7 separate regions of the Homo sapiens genome follow, and regions 1, 3, 4, 5, 6 and 7 are each linked to region 2. A link is a loop called in an ENCODE intact Hi-C map of the cell type or tissue named here. Cell type or tissue: endothelial cell of umbilical vein. All regions are shown on one strand. Region 1 has its middle 21 kb from the start of PTGS1. Region 2 overlaps RBM18 (RNA binding motif protein 18). Region 3 has its middle 25 kb from the start of OR1J1. Region 4 overlaps MORN5 (MORN repeat containing 5). Region 5 overlaps MRRF (mitochondrial ribosome recycling factor). Region 6 holds the start of NDUFA8 (NADH:ubiquinone oxidoreductase subunit A8). Region 7 has its middle 4.9 kb from the start of MIR4478.

Evidence for each region. A loop is a pair of places that touch in the nucleus more often than their neighbours do. Peaks named below come from ENCODE experiments on the same cell type or tissue, not always from the same donor. Only the 100,000 strongest peaks of a DNase experiment are listed, where the experiment ranks them.
Region 1: it touches region 2 in a loop (5-fold over the local background); 30 of 110 quality-filtered maps call a loop at or near these places.
Region 3: it touches region 2 in a loop (2.8-fold over the local background); 6 of 110 quality-filtered maps call a loop at or near these places.
Region 4: it touches region 2 in a loop (7-fold over the local background); 36 of 110 quality-filtered maps call a loop at or near these places.
Region 5: a loop joins it to region 2, with 2.7 times the contacts of the local background. A loop is called at or near these places in 9 of 110 quality-filtered maps.
Region 6: it touches region 2 in a loop (4-fold over the local background); 39 of 110 quality-filtered maps call a loop at or near these places.
Region 7: it touches region 2 in a loop (5-fold over the local background); 25 of 110 quality-filtered maps call a loop at or near these places.

Annotation. Positions count from the first base shown.
Region 1 is chr9:122,348,309-122,352,308 of GRCh38, reverse strand. No RefSeq gene overlaps it. Among named protein-coding and RNA genes, the nearest start is that of PTGS1, 21 kb to the left of the region's middle. RefSeq lists a silencer at 1,501-1,707. In endothelial cell of umbilical vein, a CTCF peak has its summit at 1,553 (motif pointing right); a DNase peak (open chromatin) is centred at 1,578; H3K27ac peaks cover 322 bases.
Region 2 is chr9:122,252,057-122,256,056 of GRCh38, reverse strand. The region is part of intron 2 of RBM18 (RNA binding motif protein 18); the gene reads left to right. Among named protein-coding and RNA genes, the nearest start is that of RBM18, 11 kb to the left of the region's middle. In endothelial cell of umbilical vein, no CTCF peak of the experiment used is centred here; DNase peaks (open chromatin) are centred at 1,726 and 3,056; H3K27ac peaks cover 3,048 bases.
Region 3 is chr9:122,450,934-122,454,933 of GRCh38, reverse strand. It overlaps a transcript of OR1J2 not described here. Among named protein-coding and RNA genes, the nearest start is that of OR1J1, 25 kb to the left of the region's middle. In endothelial cell of umbilical vein, CTCF peaks have their summits at 282 (motif pointing right) and 1,566 (motif pointing right); a DNase peak (open chromatin) is centred at 1,593.
Region 4 is chr9:122,166,112-122,170,111 of GRCh38, reverse strand. MORN5 (MORN repeat containing 5) reads right to left here. Exons shown (of 5, transcript NM_198469.4): 2 at 3,197-3,344; 3 at 356-467. Among named protein-coding and RNA genes, the nearest start is that of MORN5, 8.2 kb to the right of the region's middle. In endothelial cell of umbilical vein, no CTCF peak of the experiment used is centred here; a DNase peak (open chromatin) is centred at 1,531.
Region 5 is chr9:122,306,474-122,310,473 of GRCh38, reverse strand. The region is part of intron 5 of MRRF (mitochondrial ribosome recycling factor); the gene reads right to left. Among named protein-coding and RNA genes, the nearest start is that of MRRF, 44 kb to the right of the region's middle. In endothelial cell of umbilical vein, no CTCF peak of the experiment used is centred here; DNase peaks (open chromatin) are centred at 2,373 and 3,333; H3K27ac peaks cover 2,135 bases.
Region 6 is chr9:122,156,134-122,160,133 of GRCh38, reverse strand. It overlaps NDUFA8 (NADH:ubiquinone oxidoreductase subunit A8), which reads left to right and starts at 355. Exons shown (of 4, transcript NM_014222.3): 1 at 355-507. The coding sequence starts at 457. It overlaps MORN5 (MORN repeat containing 5), which reads right to left and starts at 226. Exons shown (of 5, transcript NM_198469.4): 1 at 115-226. The coding sequence starts at 161. RefSeq lists an enhancer at 150-444. In endothelial cell of umbilical vein, a CTCF peak has its summit at 1,691; DNase peaks (open chromatin) are centred at 293 and 1,713; H3K4me3 peaks cover 1,048 bases; H3K27ac peaks cover 448 bases.
Region 7 is chr9:122,123,032-122,127,031 of GRCh38, reverse strand. No RefSeq gene overlaps it. Among named protein-coding and RNA genes, the nearest start is that of MIR4478, 4.9 kb to the right of the region's middle. RefSeq lists enhancers at 1-356, 357-1,122, 1,123-1,889. In endothelial cell of umbilical vein, CTCF peaks have their summits at 1,703 (motif pointing left) and 3,856 (motif pointing right); DNase peaks (open chromatin) are centred at 1,671 and 3,871.

The DNA of each region.
Region 1 (4,000 bases), 96 kb before region 2:
AAGGTGGGCCGGGCACAGTGGCTCACGCCTGTAATCCAAGCACTTTGGGAGGCCGAGGCGGGCGGATCACAAGGTCAGGAGATCGAGACCATCCTGGCTAACACGGTGAAACCCTGTCTCTACTAAAAATACAAAAAAAAAAAAAAAAAAAAAGCCAGGCTTGGTGGCACGCACCTGTAGTCCCAGCTACTTGGGAGGCTGAGGCAGAAGAATCACTCACACCTTGGAGGTGGTGGTTGCAGTGAGCCGAGATCACACCACTGCACTCCAGCCTGGGCAACAGAGCCAGACTCCATCTCAAAAAAAAAAAAAAGAAAGAAAGAAAGAAATGAAAGTGGTCTTGTGTGGAGTCTCTGCCCTCTAACCTTGTAGTTGGCCCAACTTAGCACAATTTCTTATGTGATATTTCAGTTAATAGTGCCTCTTAGGCACTATTATCATCAATCCCATTTTGGAGATTGGGAAAATGAGATAAGGAACCTGACTGAGGTCACACAGTTATCAAATGACAAAAGCGAAATTTAAAAGCAGATACCAGCAGGGCTTGATGGCTCACGCCTGTAATCCCAGCACTTTGGGAGGCCAAGGCGGGAGGATCATGAGGTCAGGAGATTGAGACCATCCTGGCTAACAGGGTGAAACCCCATCTCTACTAAAAAAAAAAAAAAATACAAAAAATTAGCCAGGCGTGGTGGCAGGCGCTTGTAGTCCCAGCTACTGGGGAGGCTGAGGCAGGAGAATGGCGTGAACCCAGGAGGCGGAGCTTGCAGTGAGCTGAGATTGCGCCACTGCACTCCAGCCTGGGCGACAGAGTGAGACTCCATTGCAAAAAAAAAAAAAAAAAAAAAAAAAAAGCAGATACCCAGGCACTAGCATCTACTCCTGTAACCACTGTGCTATGCTGCCCAGCTAGTGGGGGAAAGAGGGGGCTTGTGGGAAGCAGAGCTAGAGGGTTTGTAAGAGACTATTTCTAAGAGGGTGGCAATTCTAAGAGGCAGCCTGGCAAAAAGGCTAAGTTTTGTCCTGGGGGTAATAGGGAGCCATTGATGGTTTCAAGCAGGGAGAATATAAGTATTCATGCATTTTAACAAAGTCCCTCTGGATGTAGACTGGGGAGTGGATTGCAGACAGGCCTGAGTGGGGAGAAGACCAGGTGAGGACAATGACGCGGCTGGACCCGAGTCGTGGTCTTGAGAATAGAGAGCATGGGACACATGCCATATGTGCCTAAAAGGTAGGCTTGACAGGACTTCGGGACAGACCGGATTTAGGGGAAAAGAGAGGGGGAAGAGTCAAGGGTAAAACCCAGGCTTCCAGATTAGACAATTAGGGTATTAAGTCCCTTAGACTGGGAAAGACAGAAGGAAGAACAGATTTGAGGTGGGCCATACCACCATTAATAGTCCCAGATTCCCAAAGGGGTCAATGCCCCAGAACAGGGCAACCCCCACCCAGGCACAGGATCCCGTGTCTAGACCATCAGTTACCAGGACAATGCAGCTAGCTCCCAGCAGAGAAGTGGCACCCTCCCCTGCCTGTGAGTGGCCACCAGGTGGCAGCATAGGCCGCCTTTTTCCAGGGCTGGCCTGGCAGGCCGGCCAGAGGAGGGAGAAGGAAGCATCTATTGCTGCTGGAGATGCAGCTTTGCCACGAGACCACGGAAACTGGACCACAGGCCTGTGGAGATGAGTTCCTGCAGCTATGAAGTCAAAAAAGCACCAATCTAGTAGTCAGGAGTCCTGGGTTCTAGATACACCAGGGACCCAGAGCAGACACCTGCCCCTCTCTGAGGCTATGGGTTTTCCTTAAAGAGGGCAAACCCTCCTTAAGGAAAGAAGGCCAGAGCTGCCAGACGGAGTATTAATTCCTTCTCTGTTTTCCATCCCCGACAGCTGTGGCTTTTAACCATATTTTTAGAGGCAACTTCTTTTTTTACAAGCAAAATCCAAAGACCCTCTCACTCCCTGCACCTCCATCCCATGTATAAAACAGAAAACATGTTTACACTGATCTGCTGTGGTTGGAGTAGAAGCTGGGGACTCTCCCAAGCCCACACAGAAGATAAAATCTTCACCCTGACGTTGAGGCCCCTACCTCTCCAGTGCCATCCTCATTCTCCTATCCAGACTGAGCGATCTTTGCCCATCCTGGACCTTCTCTTGGGAATATCCTTCCCCTCCTCTCTTGATTCAAACCCTCCTCATCCTTCAATGTCAGATCCCTTGACACCTCCTCCAGGGAGCCCTCTCCAAAGCCCCTAATGGAAAGCGTCACTCCCTCTACCACACTGCCCTGGCACCTCAGTCCCCCACAAGTACCAAGCACCTGCTGTGTCCGGGCAATGCAAACAAGTGAACAGCATCTCTCTTCTCTCTGATCCTGAGCACCTGCGGGGGTCAGGGGAGGGGACCATGCCTGTTTCCCCCATAACAGAGTGTGCCCAGCCTCACCCAGCTAGGAGCTGGCAGACCAGCCTCTGCCCCACCAGGCTTCACTGAGCCACGTTAGTGGTCACCTTTTCTGGGCTTCAGCTTCCCCCCTCTGTATAATGGGGGCAGCTAACACCTAATCAGGACTGTGTGTAGAATCAGGACTAGCTACGTAATTTGAGGGGCCCTTTGAAAAATAAAAATATGCAGCCCCTTGTTCAAATATTAAAATGTTCAAGACAATGGCAGTAGAAGATTAAACCAAGCACAAGTCACACACCTGTGGAGTCTGTGCACTACACAAGAGGTCTGAAATCAGCCAACCTATGCCCAAGTGTGGGGCTGTGTCAGCCAAAAAAGATGGTCCGTTTTCTTCATGTAAGTTCACTTTCTGTTGGTCAAGCTGGGGACCAGCAGGACTGCATCCTCCCATTAGGGAGCACCTTTTCTCAAGTCAGACAAAGGTATGGTATTGGCCAGCAGGCACCCTGCCCGACTTCATAGCACTACCATGTAAAATGGGCTTGTTGAGTGAGGAGAGAGAACCAAAATCCAGACACAAGAAATTGGAGACCAGGGGCCAGGTGTAGTGGCAGGCACCCATAATCCCACACTCGGGAGGCTGAGGCAGGAGAATCACTTGAACCTGGGAGGCAGAGGTTGCAGTGAGCCGAGATCATACCACAGCACTCCAGCCTGGGTGACAAAGTGAGACTCTGTTTAAAAAAAAAAGATAGTGGGGATTTATACCAGAGATGTGCAATCAGGACAAGCCAAAGGGTGGAGATCCGAAACTGCAAACCTCACCTCAGAGCAATGTGATTCAAGGCCAACTTCCAAGTTCAGAGGTCAACAGCAGTTGCTCAGTCCTTGCCTTGTTCTTTCAGCCAGTATTTACTGAGCACCTACTATGTGCCAAGCACAGTTCCAGGCTTCATGATACAGCAGTGAGCAGGACAAAGTCCCCTTCCTCCCAGGGTTCACATTCTTGCGGTGGGGAGAGGAAATAAACATTATTGAAAGAAAATAAATGAACCACCCAACTAAAGATAAGTGATATGAAGAGAATTAAACAGGGTGAGAGGGAAGGACTGCTGGTAGGTGGGCTGGTTCATATAGGGTGGCCAGGGAGGGTCTCCCTGAGGAGGTGACATTTGAGCTGGGCTCTGAATGAAATGGGGCCAGCTGGTGCCCCAGCTGCAAAGCATGGGGGTGGGCGTGCGGAGCTGCCTGCAGGAGGAGAGCCTGCAGAACCACACTTTGCTAAAAAGGCGAAGGCGAAGGCAGGCTGGGCAGGAAGTCTGGCCCCCTGTAACCATATCCCCAGGAAGGAGGAAGCCAGGAAGACGCTTTCAGCAGTCGTATTCATCAAGGCCTCTGCTCTAACCCGGGGCAGCACCAGAGGCTCCTCAGGCCCGATCCACCTTCGGCCAGGCCGCCTGGGGAGGGGACAGCAAGGGAGGGAGGATAACCCTGGATTCTCTTCCAGACAATAAATGCTTCCAGGTTCCTAGGGAGCATTCTGTGGGTCACAGCTGCATCTGATCTCAATTACCCCAGGGTGTAGGGTT
Region 2 (4,000 bases):
GTTGTTGTTGTTGTTGTTTTCTTTTTGAGACAGAGTCTCACTCTGTTGCCCAGGCTGGGGTGCAGTGGCTCAATCTCAGCTCACTGCAACCTCCACCTCCCAGCCTCAAGCAATCCTCCCACCTCAGCCTCCCAAGCTCAGGCAATCCTCCCACCTCAGCCTCCCGAGTAGCTGGGAGTACAGGCATGTGCCACCACACTCAGCTAATTTTTTTGTAGAGACGAGGTCTCACTATATTGCCCAGGCTAGACAATGATGTGTTAGTAGAGAAATTTTACATCGATATGCAGGATGAAGGGCAGAAATTGAAGATGAAGATTAGCTAAGAGAGATCGCCATGAACCAGTCTGGCCATCGATTATCACCTAGATAGAGACAGTGAACTTGGAGACTGATGAGTGAGTCTGAGAGATGAGGAAAGTGATTGAAATGGAGTGGAAGGTTGAGGTGATCCTGAGGTTTCTTGCCTGAGGAATATAAAAAGATCTTGTTCCCCCTGACCAGAGGGATAGCTGGAAGGATCATCAGTTTGTGGCAGGGAGGGATTCAGTTTGGGGTGTGTTAAGCAAAGTTAAAAGCAGTGGAGAGCCATCCAGGTGGAAATGTCCTCCTGGTACAGACTTTCAGGGATAAACTAGGTAAGCTGGAATGCAAGGGAAAATAAATGCATGAGCATGCAAGAACAGTGTGTTCACCCCCGAAGAAACCTGTTTCTCTCTCAGTCCATACCTTATGTCTCCTCATTGTCCATACTTCTTTTTATGTCTTGGTTTACATGAAACAGCCTTCACTGTTTGGTTACTTAAATTGGAAGCACAATAAGACCATATAATAATGTACTTATCATAAAACATAAAGACCCATCTCATAGTAATTTCTATATCCATTTATAAAGAAAATTTTCTCTACAACAAATTGTGCATCAAAAATAATATTAAATGTCATTTCATGGGCTTCCAATTGCCTACAACCCGAAATTAAAATTCCCTCAGCCTACGACATCCTTCACAACCTGTCCTCTGCCTACCTTTCAGCCCCATCTTACTGGCTACCCCCACTCTACTCCAATGGATCAGACCCTTTTTCACCTTTGTCTTTAGTACTCACTCACACTGACACAACCCAGTCAGATATCACTCCTTTCACAAAGCTCTCCTTAACCACCACCTTCCTTGTACCATTGGTCTTCATTCTGTGTGCTCGTATTCATCCCTCTGTGTACAAGCATCCCATTGTTTTGTAATTGTTTGATTACATCTCTCTCTGTCTTAACTAGAATGTGAGGTTCTTGAAGGCAGGAACCTAGTTTTATTCATCTGCATAGCCCATAAGCCTGCTTGGCTCTAGACACATTGTAGGTATCTATTTTAACATGTGTATAGATTAATTATTTCTGTGCCATTAGGCAGAAAAGCTGTCTTAAAGACCAATTACAGAAAACACTGATTAAGTTGCAGATATGTGTGTGGGGCTGGTGTGCTAATTTTCCAGCTCCTGAAGGCTGCAGGGCGCACATTTCATTAAGTGAAGCAAGCCTCTGCTGAGTAGTGTGCTCTCCCGCACTTCAGCAGCAGATAAAAGTGCTTGCAGATGTGAAAGCAAGATCCTTCAGGCTTTTTTCACTATCAGAGCCTGCAGTCCCCATCTCCAGGAAGCAAAATAGTAAACATTTCATTCCTTTTGTTTCAGTGTTCCGATAATTTTAAGAAATTATCAAACAAGAAAAGAAATCCTGGAGAAGTTGAAAGACACAAACCTAAGCAGATGTTCCTGGAATCTTAAGGTCACACTTCTTGGGCAGAATGTGTTTGTTAGCTTTACAAAGAGTAATCTTTTGTTGGTGTGTGTGTTTTTTTTTTTCTGAGTAAATTAAAATTCATTTCTTAGGAAATGCCAATCGTGTTACCTTCCTGCTTCTAAGCAGAATGGAGCTAATGAAAAGATGACCAGCCCACAGTAGCCTTAGATTGTCTTTTTTGTTTTTTTTGTGTGTGTGTGTTTTTGTGGGTTTTTTTTCTTTTTTTTTTTTGAGACGGAATCTTGCTCTGTCGCCCAGGCTGGAGTGCAGTGGTGCGATCTCGGTTCACTGCAACCTCTGCCTCCCGGATTCAAGTGATTCTCTTGCCTCAGCCTCCTGAGTAGCTGGGACTACGGGCATGCGCCACCATGCTTGGCTAATTTTTTTGTATTTTTAGTAGAGACAGGGTTTCACCATGTTAGTCAGGCTGGTCTCGAAGTCCTGACCTCAGGCAATCCACCCACCTCGGCCTCCCAAAGTGCTGAGATTACAGGCGTGAGCCACTGCGCCTGGCCTAGATTTTTTTTTTTTTTTTTTTAAGAATAGGTTTGACTCCCCATTCTGTGGCAACTGGCACGGTGTTAAGATTTGAATAGGCTTAGTAATTTGAAGATACAGCTGTGAATTAAAGACCCTGGGGGAGACTCTTCTCGCCCATCTTTGTGTGTGAGAGACTCACCCTTGCTGTAAGCCTGTTCAAAAAGTCAAGTAAAACCACACATTTGCACTTAAGGTGTCTTCGTTTCCCCTGAAGTCACTTCCTACATTCTCTCTAGTGGTTGAGGTGTCCTGATGGGAGTTGGGAAGTTAGAAAGTAGGGGATCATGGTGGTTTTACCTTTCAAAATAGACCAGATTAATATCCACAATATGCCTTGGGATCCTTGCATTTGTCCCAGTACTAAACCTGTATTATGTCTTTCTTGTTCCACTGTGTCAGACACTTGATCCAGGATATTGGACTTGCTTGTTGATGTGCATTAGTATCAAATTTAGTATAGTGTATGGTCCATTTCATATCTTTCTGCCTCCCAAAGGAAATTCTTGCTCAAGAATAAAATTTTGATGAGTTTCTCTTAGAAAACAATGTGAATATAAATGTGGCTATAACGACAACTTTACTGACTCCCTGTGGGGTAGAATTCCCAGTAATAACAGATTTAGCATGTGGGCTGATACCTTTTTAGTATCACAGGGACAGCATTGTTTAGAGAAAGCCTTGACTCCATTTGAATAGCACGGAGGATGCCAGGAGGAAGGCCAAAGGGAAAGGAAACGGGAGAGCTGTTGGTTTGTCTCACCCCCACATCAGATGACAGGAAGTCGGAATTGAGATTGGCCGCAGCAACCTGTTAAGGCCACATCTGTTTGAATAACTTAAAAGCTCTGTAGAAACCAAGTAAGTTTTGGAGTAAGAAATTTAATAGAGGATGAAGGGCAGAGTAGTGGTAAGCAATAGCTTGGAGTGAACATCCTGCCAGGAATAAATTTCTCCCTTGACCATCTGTATTCTTTACTTGACCGTACCCTAGAGTATAAACTGTTTTAAGGCAACTGAGGTTGGTTAGTTACCCATAGCTGGGTGATTTATAGGACTGGCCAGGTTCCCCTGCCCTTTGTGAAACCGGCCTCAGTCACATAGTTGTTCCACATTGTCCTCATGTTCAGTCACATCAGTCATTGAAACTCTCAAGTGCTGTGGAAGTATCACTAGCTGTGGTTTGATTAATGGCAGAGTTTCTCACAAGTGCAATTTGGGTCTAAGAATTAACTACAAAATCTAATAGGAAGATCTTCCAGGACTGTTTGTTTGTTTGTTTGTTTGCATGAATGCATATATGTTTGTTACTTTATTTTTGAGATAGGATAGGCTTTGTCTTTTGGAGAATGGGTGTGTGTTTCTGATGGAGTTATAGTTATTCACAAATGCCATTTCATTGCCAAGGAATTAAAAATAAATAAATCAACACTATTTTTGAGCTTTTCTCCAAAAGAAAAACAAATAGTGCTTGTAGGCCAGACAGCTGTTTGTAAGGTGTGGTTTTTTTGTTTGGTATTTTTGTGTTGGACAGATGCATAGCCATGACAATTCTAGTTCCCATACCAAATAGAGGCAAACAACTCTGTTTGCCAAATAAACTAACATAGCAGTTTAGAGGAAGGCAGGGGGCTGGGGCGAGAGATTTCATCCCTGGGGTAAATT
Region 3 (4,000 bases), 200 kb before region 2:
GACAACTTTATAGAGGCAGAAGCAGTTTAGTGTTTGCTGGAGGCAAATTTGTTTTATTTAAAAAGAAACCTAAAGTTAAAGATAAACAAATAAATAACTTGACTGTGCATATTCCTAAACAAATAATGAGATGGATAGTGACTTCATCTCATGACGGCTGACCATAGGTGATGCGTCCCTCCCCTGTGAGACATTCCCATCTTCGTTTGCCTTTCTAGCCCTATGCCTTCTACCTGGTAATGGACACAAGAAGCAGTTCTGGAAAGCTTAATCTGCTACATGCCTGTAGAGGGCAGGATAGCTGAACCAGAGATGTCTACCCAGAGAAGCCCAGTCTGGATCAAGACAGGTAATAAATGGAAAGAGATCATAAAATGGGAAATAATACCTGGAAAGGAAGGTGACTTTTTTTTTTTTAGATCGAGTCTCACTCTGTCACCCAGGCTGGAGTGCAGTGGCATGATCTCAGCTCGCTGCAACCTCAGCCTAGAAGGTTCAAGCAATTCTCATATCTCAGCTTCCTGAGTAGCTGGGACTACAGACAGATGCCACCGCACCTGACTAATTTTTTGTATTTTTAGTAGAGACAGGGTTTCACTATATTGCCAGGCTGGTCTCAAACTCCTGGCCTCAAATGATCCACCCACCTCGGCCTCCCAAAGTGCTGGGATTACAGGCGTGAGCCACTGCACCCGGCCACTGGGAGTTGTCATTTTTATCTCAGGAGCAGGAGAACAATATTCTTAGCTGTTTCTCTCATATGTGGTGCTGATCATAGCCCATACAAGGAAATACCCCAAGATTTATTTCCCCTTGATAAGGAGGATTGGACCGAAGCCACATGGCAACAATTACCTGAGACCTTATGTACGAGATTTGGAGAGAAGACCTCAGAGTTCTTTGATGACCTGCCTAAGCAACAGTAGGTTGGGATTACTGTTTTAGTCACATTTTGTTCTTATGTGTATCATGCTGATTCACTGTAGCACTAAGAGGATTCCTGCCTTTGAACCTCACTGAACATACTGTGACTGTCAGCTAACAGCTCTGCATCATGTTGTTGTAACCCAAGATGACACTCCATTGTTAAAGCAAATACCTGGGTATGAGGGAGACATCATTGCAGTTGTCTGCCTAGCATATTGGAGTCTAGTTTGCCCTTTTAACTACAGCATATGGTAATGTGTTTGGAAAACAATACAGGCAGGCATTCAAAAAATCACAATGATGTCTGAGAGGTGAATATTGACATGACCTGGTTGTCACATACCAATGATGATCTCACCCTGGAATTTCCAATACGATGATTATGGGAAGCCTTTGGGATACTTGAACTGAACAGCCCCTGGGAACTGAGTATGATAACCCTACAATCTCTTGAGGGACACAGTACTTTTTAGATGCATGTAGTGTACTTGAATTAGTCTTGTATCACAAGTACTCATGGCTGCAACACTTGTGATCACAGACCCAGCATTGGTCCAGAGTACTAAGAGGGACTTAGGAGGTTGGGAACTTGGTTAAGCATGGCAAGTGGAAATGACTTTTCTGGAGACTCATGCTTGTGGTCTAAATGGTCACTAGGGGGAGTTCTCTCCCAGGAAACTCACTGAACTTGCATTTGGCCCAGAAATATGATGAAGCAATGTGCTAGGCCATTCTTGCATGGCTGTAAAGGAATACCTGAGACTGGGTAATTTATAAAGAAAAGAGGTTTAATTGGCTCATGGTTCTGCACACTGCACAAGCATGACACCAGCATCTGCTCAGCTTCCAGGGAGGCCTCGGGGAGTTTTACTCATAGTGGAAGGCAAAGCTGGAGCAGGCAGGTCACATGAAAAGGGCAGGAGCAAGGCGGGGATACGGGCAGGTGCCACACCCATTTTTTTTTTTTTTTTTTTTTTTGAGACGAAGCTTTGCTCTTGTTGCCCAGTCTGGAGTGCAATGGCGTGATCTCGGCTCACTGCAACCTCTGCCTCCCGGGTTCAAGCAATTCTCCTGGCTCAGCCTCCTGAGTAGCTGGGATTACAGGCATGCGCCACCACACCCAGCTAATTTTGTATTTTTAGTAGAGATGGGGTTTCACCATGTTGGTCAGGCTGGTCTTGAACTCCTGACCTCAGGTGATCCGCCAGCTTCGGCCTCCCAAAGTGCTGAGATTACAGGCGTGAGCCACTGTGTCCAGCCACCATACAATTTTTAAACAACCAAATTCAGGAGAACACACCCCCATGACCCAAACACCTCCCATCAGGCCCCACCTCCAATCCCCATGGGATTTCATTTCAGCATGAGATTTGAGCAGGACAAATATCCAAACCATATCACAGTATTTGAATGGACTATGCATGTTACCCAACTCGCTCAGCATCTTGCTTGTCAATAACTCCGGACAAGAATCCATATGCTCACCAGGGAAGGAATAATTGCCATGTCAACAGCAACAGCACCTGATATATTTAAATAGCAGTTGTGCTGCAGGCTCAAGCAAGAGGAGGTATGTTTATGGGAACACTATGGCCAACCTAACCTATGGCATATGGCAAGATGACTGGTAAGCATGCCATTTACTGCTACTCCCTCAGAGCAACAGTGTCAAAAAGTTGAAAGGAGTTTTGACTCTGTGATACAATTGGTATTACCTTGGATGACCCAAAGTTGATCCTTAACCGGCTCAAACTCTACCAATTGTGGACAGATGGGCAGTGCTCCACAGTGATACCTGGAACCTGAGTTACTCTAATACTTATTCCTTGGGCTGGGCGCGGTGACTCACACCTGTAATCCCAGCACCTTGGGAGGCTGAGGCAGGTGGATCACAAGGTCAGGAAATCAAGACCATCCTGGCCAACACGGTGAAACCCTGTCTCTACTAAAAATACAAAAAATTAGCCGGGCGTGGTGGCAGGCACCTGTAGTCCCAGTTACTCGGGAGGCTGAGGCAGGAGAATGGCGTGAACCCGGGAGGCGGAGCTTGCAGTGAGCCAACACCGCACTACTGCACTCCAGCCTGGGCGACAGAGCGAGACTCCGTCTCAAAGAAAAAAAAAATTACTCCTTGGTGGGTGAAGTGTAATTATGCCCCCAGACCAGAGGGAACCTGGACTTTACTGAGCAATGACCTCCAGTAATTACACCAGTTATGGGAAATGTGTATGAGAAAATGGTATTTTTGCTGAGAAGGCTAGGAAATTGACATGATTATATTAATGTCCTGAACATTGTCTAATCTTTCTGCTACAGGTAATAAAGAATTTGTAGGCTACTTTATAAAAAATAAATGAAAATGGTTGCCAGAATAAAAAGGTATTTTGAGAAGTCAAACTAAAACTTCCAGTTGATGCAATACTCATGGAGATCTATTGGCCAAAGAAAGAAGTAAATTTAGCTTTTAAAAAGTGACATATGCAGCTCAACACCTCTGTTGAAGCCTGTAAAAATGCAGGTGAGGCCAGGCATGGTGGCTCACGCCTGTAATCCCAGCACTTTGGGAGGCCAAGGCTGGAGGATCACCTGAGGTTGGGAATTGGAGACCAGCCTGACCAACATGGAGAAACCCCATCTCTACTAAAAATACAAAATTAGCTGGGCTTGGTGGCGCATGCCTGTAATCCCAGCTACTCACGAGGCCGAGGCAGGAGAATCACTTGAACCCGGGTGGTGTAGGTTGCAGTGAGCTGAGATCGCGCCATTGCACTCCAGCCTGGGTAACAAGAGCGAAACTCCATCTCAAAATAATAATAATAATAATAATAATAATAATAATAATAATAATAATAATGCAGGTGATAGTGGAGAAAAAGGGAAGAGAGAAGATAGTCCAACTAAAAAAGATATATCAGAAATTTTTAAGTAAATATACTCATGGCTCAATGTGATTCTTGGGAAAGAATTCCAACTGCTCATTGAATAATATGGTCCTCATGGTTGCAGAGTTTTAAAATGTATTTTTGTGCATAAAATGTTATAGAAGTTACTACATTAAGGATCACTTTCTAAA
Region 4 (4,000 bases), 86 kb after region 2:
TGGCCAGGATGGTCTGGAAGTCCTGACCTCAAGTGATCCACCCGCCTTGGCCTCCCAAAGTGCTGGGATTACAGGCATAGTCACCACGCCCAGCTGATTGACTCCATTTTGAAGGGGAGAAACTGAGGCGCAGTGGGTAAAGTCCCTTGCCCATGGTCCTCTGGCTAGCACAGTGGAGCTGAGATATGAGGACTGGCCTTCCTGGCTCCAGGACCTGGCTCTTTTGCATTCTTCTACGCCTGCTCAGTTCCTCTTCCCCTTTAAGTTACTTTAGTAGGACACAGTCCACTTATCCGAAACTGTCTTAGTTTCCCTCTCAGTTTGGGTATGAAGGAAAGGGTGGGTGCCTGGGTACCTGCAGGCTTCAAGCCATTGAGGATCTCTGTGTAAAACCTCCGATCATAGCCGTCGCAGTAATGCCAGTTTTTCTCATCATAGTGCAGCCCATCTGAGAACGTATATGTGCCCTGGAAGACAAGGAGCACACACGTGCATCTGAGGAAGCTGAAGGCTTTTGGCCAAGAGGTTCAGATGTCAAGGGAAGTGGGGGCCTTTCTGATGGCTGCAGTAAAGAAGTGGTAACTATCACAATTATTATGGTTGTGACGACAAGAGGGAATGGGTATAAGTGCCGAGCCCTGTCCCTGCCGCTCAAAGTGGGTGAACTCACTTTGGCAGATGAACTTGGGCAGACGACCCACTCTCTCTGGCCCTTCATTTCCTCATTTGTAAAATTAAGTTAATGATAGTGTACATAAAATAGGGTTGATTGAAAATTCAATGAGATAGCACACGTGAAGCATTTAGCACAGTGCCTGGCTGTGATGGTTGATTTTGTGAGACACCTTGACTGGGTTAAGTGAAAGGGATGCCCAGATAGCTGGTAAAACATTTCTGGGTGTGTTCATGAGGGCGTTTCTAGAAGGGATTCACATTTTAATCGGTGGGCTGAGCAAAGAAGTTCCACCCTCACCAAAGTGGGTGGGCACCATACAATCCGTTGAGGGTCTGGATAGAACAAAAAGGCAGAGGAAGCGCCAATTCCCTGTCTCTGCTTGTGCTGGGACATCCATCTTCCTTGCCCTTGGACATCAGCATTCCTGGTTCTCAGGCCTTTGAACTCTGACTGGGACTTACACCATTGATCCCCCTGGTTGAGGCCCTTGGGTTTGGACTGGAACTACACTAACAGCTTTCCTGGGCCTCCAGGTTGCAGAGGGAAGATTGGGAGGCTTCTTAGCCTCCATAATCTTGTGAGCCAATCCCTAATATAAATCTCTTTCCATACATCTCTATATATCCTATTGGTTTTGTGTCTCTGAAGAACCCTGACTGACACACTGACACAAAGTAAGCACTCAATAAATGTTATTATTCTTTTATTATTATTATAGCTGGAAAGGTCAGAGCCATCAGCCACGGCCCTTTGTCCAAACACATACATTCTGCCTTTGCTGCCTTACTGCTAAAGGAAGCCTCAGGATGTAGAAATTGCATTGGCCTGGGCATCAGGAAACACGGGTGGAAATTCCAATGATACTATTAATTCACTGTGTGACCTCGGGAAAGTCACATCCCCTTCCTGGGGCTTAGACTCTCCAAGCTATAAAACAAGGAGCCTTTCTTAACCTTTTTTAGGTCATGAGTCAGGCCCCAAGATGCTCTTAGTGAAACTGATGAAAGCTATAGATGCTTTTCCTGGAGAAAAACTTAGTCCCCTTTACACAGAAACTTCTGTATATAAATCAAGAGGTTTCAGTGACTCCCTGAATTCTATTCATGACTCACAAATACCAGGGGGTAAGAATCCTTGGATTAGGTAAGTTATAATGATAGTAGCAGTGATGGTGGTAATAAGAGCTAACATTTATTGAGTGCCTCTTGTGTGCTGGGAACTTAGCAAAGTGTTCACATATATATATTGAGGTGCCTTGTACTATTGTGGTAGGCTGAATAATGGTCCCCCAAAGATGTCCCTGTCTGCTGCAACCTGTGAATATGCTACTTTACATGGCAAGAGGGATTTTGCAGATGCAATTAAATGAAGGATCCTGAAGTGGGAAGATTATTTGGATTATCTGGGTGTGCCAAATATGATTGCAAGGTTCCTATGAGAGGGAAATAGTAAGGTCAGGGTGAGAGAAGAAGAGATGACGATGAAAGCAGAGGGACGAAGGGTGACGTGATGATGAAAGCAGAGGTCGGAGTGATGCGTGGCCATGAGCCAAGGAATGCAGGCAGCCTCTAGAAGCTGGAAAAGGCAAGGAAACAGGTTTTCCCGTAGAGCCTCTGGATGGAATGCAGGCTTGCTGACTTATTTCAGACTTTTGAGCTCTAGAACTGTAAGATAATACATTTGTGCTGATTTCAGACTAAATTTGTGGTAACCTGTTATAGTACCAACACATAACTAATGCAACTAACTGTCCCGAGTTGATAGGTGAAGAACTCTCAGGGAGGTGAAGTCGTGGGCCTAAGATCAGGCAGTAAGTGGTGTAACAGATGCAAACTCATCATGGCCTCTCCACAGATCCTTCCAGATCTAGAGGGAGAGGATTCTAGAGCCCTGGGAGATCCAGAAGCAGGGAGAAATTAGCCGGGCATGGTGGCACATACCTGTAATCCCAGCTACTCAGGAGGCCTAGGCAAGAGAATAGCTTGAACCCAGGAGGCAGAGGTTGTGGTGAGCTGAGATCACACCACTGCACTCCAGCCTGGGCGACAGAGACTCGTTTTCAAAAAAAAAAAAAAAAAAAAAGGTCAGGTGCGGTGGCTCACACCTGCGCACCTGTAATCCCAGCACTTTGGGAGGCCAAGGCGGGTGGATCACAAGGTCAAGAGACTGAGACCATCCTGGCAAACATGGTGAAACCCAATCTCTACTAAAAATACAAAAATTAGCTGGGCATGGTGGTGCACGCCCGTAGTCCCAGCTACTCGGGAGGCTGAGGCAGGAGACTCGCTTGAACCCAGGAGGCGGAGGTTGCAGTGAGCCGAGATTGTGCCACTGCACTCCAGCCTGGTGACAGAGTGAGACTAAAAAAAAAAAAAAAAAGTGGGGGGAGTGGGGGAGAAGCAAAGAGAAGAGTGAATGGAACAAGGTGGGCACCAGACAGGGAGGATGGGGTGCCAGAGGGTGAGGCTCTTCTTGCGTGAGGATCTCTCCTCCACAGCATCCGTCCCCCCAGCTGATCACCTTTATGGCCAATCCGTTTTCCCAAATGGCGTCGTATTGGCTTCCGCTGGGGAAGTACAGGGTTCCCTCGCCGTGAAACATGCCATCCTTCATTTCCCCAACATATATTGTTTCGGTAGGGAGGATGTACTTGGCTTTGCCCTCCATCCTGTAAAGACACAGGGAAATCACTGAGCCCTGTGTGACAGCTGGAGGATCAGAGCTGGCAGGCAACAGAGTGAGCAGGAACCCCGTTCTCAGCATTCTCATCCTTCTCATCCCAGCAGTACTCTGCTGAAAACAAAATTTTTGTTTTGTTTCCCTCAAAAGCTCAAAAACGAAAAGAGGGGAATAGAGTTTGCTCTGTTCATTCTCCCCTTCACCTAGAGGCTCACTCTCACCTTGGAGTTCACACTGCTCCCTGAAATAAACCCCCCTAGTAGGCCCAGAGAGCGTAGAGATGTGCCCAAAACCACACACAGTAAAAACTGTGGACACTAGAGCCCAGGTTTTCTGGCAGCTAGTTCTGTGATTTCTCTGTCCCCCATGACCAACCCATCCTTGCCTATTATGCCACAAGTGGAATATTAGGGAAAATATGAAATTTAGAGACAGGAGTAAGGGTTTGAAGCTTACCACCATTATATATATATATAATCTTGGATACTAATATTGTTTGGCTGTGTCCCCACCCAAATCTCATCGGGAATTGTAGCTCCCATAATCCCCACATGTCATGGGAGGGACTCAGTGGGAGGTAACTGAATCATGGGGGTGGGTTTTTCCCATGCTGTTCTCATGATAGTGAATAAGTCTCATGAGATC
Region 5 (4,000 bases), 54 kb before region 2:
TGCATTTTGGGAAGCACAGTGGGAGATGTAGTGGAGGGACAGCATGAAGCTGAAAAGGGTACATCCCAGTCAAATATACTCTACAGGCCTGGAGTTTTCAAATTCTTCTTTAGCCACAAACCCCTGGCTCCAAAGAAAACTGAGGCAGAGGCCCCATTTGCAAAACAGATAAAAAGAGACTACTTCAGTTGATGAGGAGGAGCGGTGGGCTCTATCCCAGGCTACAAAACTCAGATCCGACCCCACTTCTGGGCCTGCCACTTACAAGCTGAGTGACCCTATGCAAGTTATTTAAACCGTCTGAGCCTTGCTCTTCTCATTTGGAAACAGAAATTAAAAACAAACAAATGAAACAGAACCTCCCTTTCAGAGTTATTGTGAGATTTAGATGAGGTAATACATGGGAAGCATCCAGTACAAGGCCTGATAGAGAATAAACACTCAGGAAATGTAAACTGTCTCTGCTGCTGTTGTTGGTTACATTTTTGGAAGCCCTGAAGCATCTTCAAATAATGAAAGTTTTTAATCAACAGAGGAATGACAGAGCAAAGATCTATGCTATGGCAAGATGACTTTTTGAGATCTCACTGGTAATTTAACATCTCACAGACATTTTAAAATCCAAACGCTCTCAGCATGTAGCCCTGAAATTTTCTCTTTTCAGGATTCATTCATTCAATCTATAGCTTCATTCAACAACTACTTACTAGGCACCTACATTATAGACATTATGACAGAAAAAAGGGAGATAGCATTAAATACACAGGAGTTTACCATTTGGCAAGGAAGGCAGTCATTACACAAACACATGCAAATTAATGAATAAATTACAGTGGTAATATGCACCATAAAGACATATAGAGGTTCTACAAAAATAATTAAGTGGGGAAAGGAGTCTGACCAACCTTTCTTTGTGGGACCCCAGGAACTAAATGTGGAGATACTGAGGCTAAGTGATATTTAAGTTGCCTAAGAGTTGGGGGGATAGTGGAAGATCATTCTCACCACAGGGAATAGCATATATAAGAATATAGCTCTTATAGGATGAAAAAAAGGTGATAGTATAGAAAGAAGAAGGCAAAGACTATCCCAAAAGAGAAGGGTGGAGAGGCTGGCAAGAGCAAGGCTTTGTAAGCCCTTCAATGTCTTAGTAGGTCTTAGTAGATCCACTGACAGCTCAATAAACAAAATATGGTATATGCATATAATATTATTGAGCCTTAAAAAGAAATGAGAATGTGATATGTGCTATCACATGGATGAACCTTAGCATAAAAAACAGTTAGCATAAAAAACATTATGCTAAGTGAAATATGCCAGACTCACAGAGACACATATTGTATGATTCCACTTACATGAAGTTCTTAAGAGCTGCCAAATTCATAGAGACGGAAAGTAGAATAGTAGTTACCAGGGGCTGGGGGAAGAGGTAAGTGGGGAGTTGTTTAATAGGTACAGAGCTTTGCAGGATGAAGAGCATTCTAGAGATTGCTTATACAGCAATGTGAATATACTTAATGTCACTGAACTGTACACTTAAAAAATGACTAAAATACAAGCCTGGACAAGTCAGTGAGACCCCATCCCTACAACACACAATAAAATTAGCCAGGTGTCATGGTATGCGCCTGTAGTCTCGGCTACTTGGGAGGCTGAGGCGAAAGGATCACTTGAGCCCAGGAGTCTGAGGCTGCAATGAGCCATGATTATGCCACTGTACTTTAGCCTGGATGAGACAGCATGACCCCATCTTTTTTTTTTTTTTTTTTTTTTTGGAGATGGAGTCTTGCTCTGTCACCCAGGCTGGAGTGCAGTGGTGTGATCTCGGCTCACTGCCACCTCCGCCTCCTGGGTTCAAGCGATTCTCCTGCCTCAGCCTCCTGAGTAGCTGGGATTACAGTCACAAGCCACCATGCCTGGATAATTTTTGTATTTTTAGTAGAGACGGGGTTTCGCCATGTTGGCCAGGCTGGTCACGAACTCCTGATCTTAAGTGATCTGCCTGCCTCGGCCTCCCAGAGTGCTGGGATTACAGGCGTCAGCCACCGCATCCGGCCTGACCCCATCTTAAAAAAAAAAAAAAAAAAAGACTAAAACAGTACATTTTAAAAATGCATATTTTACATTAAAATAAGAAGAAACTTGATCAGATTTGTAGTTTGTGTAGACAGCAATATACAAACCAGATCTAAATACATGGCAAGAGTCTGACCAGGAGCCTTTAGGCAGGTAGACAGGGAGCTCAGGACCCACCCTGTTGCAGTTTCTTGGCTGGGTGAGGAAGCCTTTTCCGCTAGGGTCAGAGAGCCTCTAGCACAAGGCAGGGGTTTTGGCTGAGCTGGCAGGGTCATACTTTGTTTGTACAAGCTCCACCAGGCAGATCTTCCAGTAACATCCTGGATGGGGGCCTTCCTGAAAAATTCCTTGAGCATGTTCCTATGAACAATAAGCAGAGGGCATGCCCCACTGCTAACTCACACAACAGAGAATCCCACTGACTGAAATGATACTTCCTATTGTTTCAATGAGAATGCAACACATGTACAAAGCTATACACCAGGTGCATATCAGAGGAAGCCAGGCTCAGCTCAGGTAATGACAGCAAAAAAGTTGTTAATGCAACAGACACTCAACTTCAGAAGGCTCTTTGGACACTTGAAGGGGGCTTTAAAATGTAGAAAGGACACGGTTTAGGGCCAAAAAGACCTAAGCTGAAATCCCAGCTCTGCCACTTGTTAGCTTCAGAATTTTGAGTATGCTATTCAGCCTCTCCAAACTCAGTTTTCTCCTACATAAAATGGGAGTAAGAATATTACAAAGAGGGTGGAAGGGAGGATTAAATGAAATAATGGGGGATAAGTACTTGGCGTGCTGTCAATATGTATGCATTGTAAGAGCTCAACAAAGGATAGCTGAGTAAATTATTCTTACTACAGAATCTCCAGGACTTCTCTCCTGGGGAGAATAGGATGCGAGTGGTGAGAGAGAAAATGGTCACAAAGGATTTAGCCACTTGGTGCTTAGGCAACTGAGCAGATAGTGAGCAGAGAGAAACAGAATGGGAACAGAGGAGAGCAGAAGGCAATGGGGAAAGCAGGGGACAGGAATTCTGCTCCAGCAGCTGTGGGGAGCAGGCTAAGGGAGAAGGAAGCTGCACTTTCAAGGAATGGCCTATCAAGATACATTCCTGACATTGCCACTGACAGAAACCTTGCCACCTCCTCCCTGGGCTTCCGGGACTCCCCCCTACAGGAGCATGGGCCTGAAATCAGCAGCACCACGTTCCTGCTTCACTGTTTGCCAGTGGGAGCTGCCCCATGCCTTGGGGCTGCCGGTCCTGACGGAAATGTTTTTGTTTGTGTAGCCCAGCCAGATTTCCTATGCTTCTAGGGACACCACCCTCGCCTCATCCCACTAGCCTGTTTTACGTACATTAATGTCTCATAAAGACATTAGATCTTCTGTAGGTGTCCCTTTAGCCCAAGGAAATCATACATTTTGGAAGGACTTCTAATACCAGTAGTAATTTTGGTTCTCTCTGGGGACACAACTGGGCACCTGCTTTCAAAGGACCATTCTGTGACTGATGCCTGGTTAAACCAGACATACCATTCTGAAATACAGCCCAGCCTGACCAAATGAGAAAGGAGGTTAAGGTCGGGGTCACAGCTCCACATTCCCAGCTGAGTGGTCTTAAGTCACTTGTCTTCTCTTTCCCTGTCGCCACAGAAGGATGGAAACCCAAGTTTTGGGGTGAGTAGACATAACTCTTGCCTCAGCTCCATCATACATGCGAAAAAGCACAAGTTTGGTGGTCAAAGCAAACCTGATTTCCAATTCCAGCTCTGACACTTACAAGTTGAGTACCTGTGGACTTTAATTTTTCCTCTCTGAACGCAAGGTTGTCAGGTGAAGCACTTAAGAGAACGGGCTCTGAAGTCAGACTGTTGGGGCTTGAGGTCCAGATCTATCAGTTTTTAGCTTTGTGGCCCTGGGCAAG
Region 6 (4,000 bases), 96 kb after region 2:
CTCGGGCAAGTTTGTGAAAGTGCCTGGCACAAGGTGTTTCGCAGAAGCAAAAAGCCGTCTTTTTCCAGTCACAGCTATTCAAGGTATAGTAAGTGAATCAAATGAGCCCCTTACCTCCCATCTACATATTCCCCGATATATTTGCTCCCTGTGTACTCCATGGCGCCTGTTTTTAGCTTCCAGCTGTTAGGATCCGGAGTCTCAGTGGATACGGCATCACTATGACAACCTGGAGGGGTGGGCGGAGCCGAATCGAAGCCCCACCCCGCTGGAGGCTGAAAAGTTCTTGGTATTGCGCACGCTCCCTCGCTCGTGGTTGGGCAGGGCAATACGCCTGCGTGTTGCCGGATGCGCATGCGCAGGCGCCGTGTGGCACTCGGCGGTCGAAAGGGGAGTTCAAGGAGACGGGGGCGACGCGGCTGAGGGCTTCTCGTCGGGGTCGGGGCTGCAGCCGTCATGCCGGGGATAGTGGAGCTGCCCACTCTAGAGGAGCTGAAAGTAGATGAGGTGAGGCTATCCGGAGGACAGGCAAGGGAGACATGGGGCTGCGGCTTCTCGGGCCTGGGCCTAGCCCCCCTTGGGCTCCGCGGATCCTGGGACCCGGGCCCCCCTCCCCAGTCCTCCAACGCATATACAGGTCGACCCCCGGAGGTCCCCTCCGCAGCTTTGGGAGTCGCCTCCCCTCTCTACCCCACCCTGTCGCATCTTGCAGTGGCTCTAGAATCCTCCCCCTTTCGCCCTCCACAGCGACCTATTTCTCCTTCCGTGAATAATAGTGATACATTTTATTAAGCACCAACCAGTCATTTTACTTAGCTTATGTCGCTTAATCCTCAAACTTGCATGCGAGGTGAGTATACAACCCTAGGGGCTCACAGTCGAGGGAGACGGTCATCTACCTTAAAGTGGTATCACCGGTGCAGAGTGCATAGAGTGGGGTGACGAAGCCGCGGGAAAATGAGACAATATTGGAGCGTGCATCTACTCACAGCCTTGGGAAGGTGTTTGGTAACAGGACCCATTTAAAGCATTCGTTTATTCAAGAGATATCATTTCAGTAATTAACGTGTACACATAACGCTGGAAGAGATATACTTCGTGCTTTCATGGACTTTACAATCCAGTAGGGAGACAGACACATAAAGAGGCAGTCACAGTACAATGTAGTTAGTGCTGTGAGGAGTGAAGTAGAAACATACCCTACTAATTATAGCTAACATGATCAAGTCCTTTCTAGATACCAGGCAGGATGCTAATTACTTTCCATGCATTAATTCATTGAATCCTCCCAGCAACACTATAAGGTAGGATATATATATATATACACACACATACACATATATATACACACACACAATTGGTGTGTATATATATATACCATATATATATATACACAATTGGTGTATATATATATATGTATATACCATATATATATACACACACACAATTGGTCATATATATATATATACACACACACACACAATTGGTCGTAGCGTTATAAATAAGGAATTAGTCCCCGAGAGTAGAAATGATTTGCCCAAGGTCACGGAGCTCGTAAGTAATAGAGCTGGAAGTGAACCCAAGTCTGATTTTAAAACCAATGCTTTTCCACTATATTATGGGTGAAAACTCACAAGAATGAGACGGCCTAGCAGAACTTGTGTGTTTAGGGAGCCAAGTACAGTTTGATGTGACCCTAGTGGTGGTGGTGGGAAGCAGCAGGTGCTGAGCCTGGAGAGGCAACTTGGGCTGAGATAGGACTTGGAAGCAGCTTCTACAAGGCCAGACCAAACAGTTTGGACTTGATCCAGTAAGGGAGGTGGTGGGAAGAGTGGAAGGTTTTAAGGCAGAGGAGTGTCATGGCAGGGCTGGATAGTAGAACAGGCTATATTAAAGGAGAGGAAGGCCAAGACTAGAAATGATGTACCAGCAATGATATACCCGGCACTATGTTAAGTGTTTTGTTTGTTTGTTTTGTTGTTTTTGAGAGTCTCGCTCTGTTGCCCAGGCTGGAGTGCAGTGGCGCGATATTGGCCCACTGCAACCTCCGCCTCCCGGGTTCAAGCGATTCTGCTGCCTCAGCCTCCCGAGTAACTGCGACTACAGGCGCTCATCACCACACCCGGCTAATATTGTGTATTTTTAGTAGAGACGGGGTTTCACCGTGTTAGCCAGGATGGTTTCGATCTCCTGACCTCGTAATCTGCCTGCCTCGGCCTCCCAAAGTGCTGGGATTACAGGCGTGAGCCACCGCGCCTGGCCGTATGTTAAGTCTTCTACCTGCAATGCTTCATTTAATCTTAGATGCCTGTGAGAGTGGCAACTGTTATTTTCCTCAGAGGAAGAAATTATTAGCTATGTTCAGGGACTTTATTATATTAAAGTGACATTTACTCTGAGGTGGCAGAGGGGAGCTGCCATGTGGCCCCCACTCTTTTGTTCCCCCCGGCGAACCACCCCCCTGCCCCCACCCCATGTAGCTGGGTTAATCTTGAGTTGCTGTATTTCTTGTTGCAATTTTTATTAGGTTCAACAAACATCTGAAGTTCTACTTCATACAACTGATGTATCTGAAATACATTTGCCTTTAGTCTTCACACAATTGAATGAACATACGAATAATTACATAAATAACTAAAATACAAGACAAGGTGTGATTAAATACTATGAAAGGGGGAAGATGTGGTTTAGGAAAAGATTTGAAGTTGTATCTAAATTCTAGGCCTACCTGCCGGTCACCTTGATTACTTGATTTTAGCATTTGCAGACATGGTTATTTGTAAGATGAGGTGATCCCAGCTATAAAATTCTCTGAAACTATAAAGGGAATAGAGAAAGCACTTTTTGGACATAATGTAAGACATGACTAAATGGCATATGAAGAATGGCATTTATGGGCGGAGATGAAGAGAAGACCCCTCTAAGTGAGGGTAGGGTCTGAGCAAAAGTAAGGAGATGGGAAAATGCAGAGAGTCAAAAAGGAGTTCAGTGTTTTGAGAGAACAGTAAATAGTCAGTCCCTTTTTGAAATGTTGTGGTGAGAAGGGTGGAAAGATAGTTTGGGTCCAGAAGCCTTTCAGTACCCGTTAAGAAGTTTAGGCTTTATTCTGCTGTTAAGGCTGAATGAGAGTTTGGTTGCTAATATAATAGCAGAGTAAAATAAGAATTGTCATTTAGGGAGATCACGGTAGCAGCTGTGTGAAGAATGGATTGAAGAAAGAAAAAGAAAAGCAGGGAGACTAGTCTCAGTGGCTCTTAAAATTATTGAGAAAGATGTTAATGATCCCAGTGTAATTGGTGCTTACAGAGACTGTGCTTACAGAGAGCAAAGAACAAGTATATCTAGAATTGATCAGACTTAGCAATGGATTAGATATTGGAGGTAGGGAAGGTTGAAGAATCAAAGTCAGATTTGCAGCGTGGCAATAGTACTGGTGAAGCCAGAAAAAGGAGCCCGTTTGGAGAGCGAGTTAAATACATTTTGGACCTCATTGGCTTAGGAGTTATGACACATCCCCATTGAAAAAGCAGTCAGAAGCTTTGGACTGGAAAGTCCTTGGACACATTTGATAATTTTGAGTAAAAATAAAAATAGCTAATATTTATGGTGTGCTTTCGATGTGATAGGCACTGTTCTTATTATTTTTATATATATTAACTCATTTAATCTTCATAACAGTTCTATTAAGTACTATTCTCTGTTTTACATAAATTTAGGAAAACTCAAGGCATGGTATAAATAAAGTACTATAAAAAGAGGTACAGACGTAGTTTAAGGAGACAAGGACAGGACTAGAAGGTTGATTGGCTCTAGATGGTGACTTTGTCTCAGTTTCCACACCTGCAGACTGTGTAGCCCTGCTGTGCAATGAGGCTGTTGTGAGAATAAATGAGAAGGATGTTGAAATTCTGTGTTGTTTGAGACAAAGAGATCTGAATGAATTTGAGACGGTATTCATGGTAAACAGCTGTGAAAGGATGTTGTTTCTGTTGGAATTCAT
Region 7 (4,000 bases), 130 kb after region 2:
CGAGGGGGCGCGCGTGGGAGCGCGCACGGTGGCCCGCGCCTCCGGCCAAGATGTTCCCTCTCCGCGTGATTGACAGGCTCGAGTGCCGAGAAACAAAATTGTTTATGCGCTAATGAATAAGGCCCTGATTGCAAGATCCTGTTTGGAAAATTATAGTGCGGCGGCGGCGGCGGCGGCCGCGGCGGCCCAATTACAGCCCGCGCTGCATATTCATTTCGTCTCTCCTTTGCATCGAGATGAACGGGCGCCCCGCGCCCTGCAAAGGCAACGCCAAATTTAGTCCCAGGTTCCGCACTCCTCCGCGCCATTGTCTGCCCCGGACCACCTGCCTCCTGCCGGCCTGATTGCCCGGGAGGGCGCGAGCAGGGAGGCCAAGAAAGTTCTCCCTACCCCTCCTCCTGGCAACCCCTTCCCTCGGTTCTCTCCGCTCCCTCCTCCGACTCCCCGTCTCTGTCTCCCTTCCCCTCCCGGTGTCTCTTTCTCCCTCTGTTCTCTCTCTACTTATTCTGTGCCCCGCACTTCCTCTCCTCGCTCTAGGCCTCTATCTGGGTGCATCACCGGTCTAGAATGTCAGTCGCTGTCCCTCCCCCTCCAGCTTCACATTCCCTGCGTTCCTGGGTCCCTGGGTACAGCAGGGGCAGTAACGGGGACCGTCTGCTCCTTGGAGGTCACAGAGGTATGAGGCGGGTCTCAAGACCCCTGCCTTGGCTGTGAGCATGGGGTGGCTTGGCTCGTCCCCGCAACCAAGCTGCTGGGGAGAGAGGCCCCTCCCTGCCCGCTGCCTCTGCCGCCTCCCGCATGCCACCAGATCCACTTATCCTGCGGCTCAGGCCCCTTGGCTGCCCAGGCTGCGCCCTCACACCTCCCTGCCCTGCACATGCTGTTCTCTTGCTGGCACGCCCGTCCTGTCTTCCCAGACGCATCCCAAGTACAGCTCAGAGCAGCCTTCCCCTGTCCCCACCACCGCAGGCAACAGGACAGCTCCCTCCCAGAGCACGCTGGTGTCCAGGCATGTCCTGCAGGTACAGCAGCAGGCAGGGTACACTGGCGTCCTTCTCCCGGGCCTGACCAGCCTGGGGGCTGCCGGTGAGTCACCAGGAAGCTCTGGTGTCCAGCTCAAGGCTGATCAAACGGACACCTCCACTGTGATATGGGGGTATAGTCTCCCTGTCCTTGTTGTATGGTGATGGTGGGCAGGAGGGGAGAGGAGGCTGGGAGGGAGGGACTGGGGCTTTGCAGCACCTGGACGCCACAGACCAGGACTGGCCCTGGTTCCAGACAGTGACAAGGACAACTAACTGGTCCTTGTCACTGGGTCATTGACTTAACTGACAAGTACCTGAGGCCCAGTCTGGCTGGAGGCTCATGGTGGGGGTGATGGTGGCGAGGGCTCTTCAGAGGATGGCCGTGCTCCTCCCCGTCCTGCCTGGGGCCCCACTGAGTAACCAGGCATCTGCACCCCTTCCTGGGATGGAAATTGGGGTATTCAGACGTGAGCAAAAATGGACAACCACATATACCAACTGGCCTAGACAACCCCCAACCCTGCCGCCAGAGACACACAAAGTAATAGACTCCCACAGTCACATACACACAAACATAGACACGCAGCCTCTCCTTGAAAGACCCACGCAGCCTGAGACACAAAGGCAGGCTGGCCCCTGGGCGTGTGTGGGGCAGCACTGCCCTCTGGCGGCTGTCTTGGCAATCTCTCTGTCAGGCTCTGGCTAGCTTCCTAGAACCACAGCTGAGCCACGATGCGGGTGCCCAGGCCCAGACCCAGAGAACTGGGACTCCCAGGGATGGGATTTCAGGGAGGAAAAGGAATTTGTGTTCCTAGGGTCGAGGGTCTTTTGAGTTCCAGTTCCCTACCCCAATCTGCATGTAATGCAGAACATGTGAGCAGAACTTGCTCACAGAAGGACCAGTCCAGGGATGGTGAGGGGGCGGAGCTCCTTATCATGGGAGGAGTACGAGTTGGGCTGGGACCACTTGCAGATTGGTGGTCTTTAGTGGCAGAGTGGACAACTTCATAGGTCATCACCAGCTTGAAGAGCTCTGGGAGGTATGTCTAGTCTTCTCCTACTTCACCCCAGCCCAGCCACTCTCCTGTTTGGTTTGTTTGTCAGTCATCAAACTCTGACAGCATCTCAGCACCTCAAACAGCAGGGGAGATCCTGGGTGGCGGGAGATGAGGCTGTGGAGGGTGGCCAGGCCACCCCTTGGAGGTCTTCGAGGCCAGTATTAGGTGTGTGGGCTTTATTCTGGGGGACAGGGATCTGGAGACAGGCCCAGACAGGGAAGCGACTTGGTCAGATGGGCATGTGAGCACCAGCTAAGGAGAAGCTTAAGGAGCACCAGCTAAGAAGCGACTTGGTCAGATGGGCATGTGAGCACCAGCTAAGGAGGCAGGAGGGCCAGACGGGAGGGATGTGGTGGCCTGGACCAGGACAGGGGCAGGAGTGAGGTGGCAAGAACGACGCAGATCCCAGAGCTATTAAGGAGATGGACTCGCCAGGCTTTGGTGAGGAATTGGCCATGGTGGGCATGGAGCCGGAAGATGAAGTTACCTTGGGGCATATCAGTGCTGACAAAGGGGCCTGGGGGAGAGATGATGAGTCTGATGTGGCTCTGAGAGCCTGAGAGCCTGAGAGCCAAGGGGATGTCTGGAGAGGATGTCTGGAGAGGTATCAGCCTAGAGCCTGAGAGCCAAGGGGATGTCTGGAGAGGTATCCAGGAGGCAGTTGAAATCAGGCCTGGAGATATTCACTTGGGAGTTGGAAGGTTACTGACAGGTGGTTGAAGGCAGTGCACAGCTGAGGCCACCCAGGAAAGGTCCTTGGAAGCCCTAAGCACCAAAGATATGGTGTTCACCTCACCCCCATGAGTCAAAAAGGAGTCTAAATTAAATTATAAAATGTAACACTTACATGCCTTACAAAACTCTTGGACTGGCACGGTGGCTCACACCTGTAATCCCAGCATTTTGGGAGGCCAAGATGGGCAGATTACCTGAGGTCAAGAGTTCGAGACCAGCCTGGCCAACATGGTGAAACCCCGTCTGTACTAAAAATACAAAAAGTTAGCCGAGCATAGTGGCGCATGCCTGTAATTCTAGCTACTCGGGGGGCTGAGGCAGGAGAATTGCTTGAACCTGGGAGGGAGAGGTTGCAGTGAGCCGAGATCACACCACTACACTCCAGCCTGAGCAACAGAGTGAGACTCCATCTCAAAAAACAAAAATAAAAATAAAAACAAAAAACGTTTGCAATCATCACATCCATGGGTTCACAGAAACACATTTTCCTCCTCATCTTCCTTGTTTGATGCTCCTGGTCTGATGGTGCCCTGAGGTGTCTACCTGCTTGCCGGCTAGGTGGCCCAGCTCCAAATCCAGGCAAAAACAAGAGGCTCAGGGGGCACCAACAGGCTGGGACCGAGGGGAACAAGATGCCCACAAAAGAGAGAAGGAACACCCAGGAAGACTGGAGGAAACCCAGGAGAGTGTGGCATCACTGGGGCCAAGGAAGGAGGGGGTTCCAAGAAAGAGGACATGATTAGTCATGTAGAAAACAAGAGGAGGCACGGAGATGAGGACTGAAGAGGGGGCCCGGATATGGCTGTGGGGCTGCCAGGCAGGCTCAGTAAAGCAAAGCTGGTCACCTCTCCACGTATCTCTGCTCAAGGGGGCCAGCCTTTGGTGGGGACACTCGGGTGCCCTTTGCCCTTGAGGATCCTCCGGACCTACAAACAAGGAGGGAGTAAGACCCTGGGGTAGGGTTGAGGCGAGCTGACCTCAGAAGGAGAAAAGGAGACCAAATATTTCAGTGGACTCAAGGCAGGGGGCGCCTCTGGGTGGCAGTCCCTCCTCTGACCACAAGGGGGCAGCATAAAAGCAGGTCCTGCGTGGGCTCAGGCTTCTGTAAGGAGTCGGCTTCCAGATGCTGTTTTCATCTGTGATGCGTCCTTGGGCTCTCTGGGCCTCAGTTTCTTTCTCCGC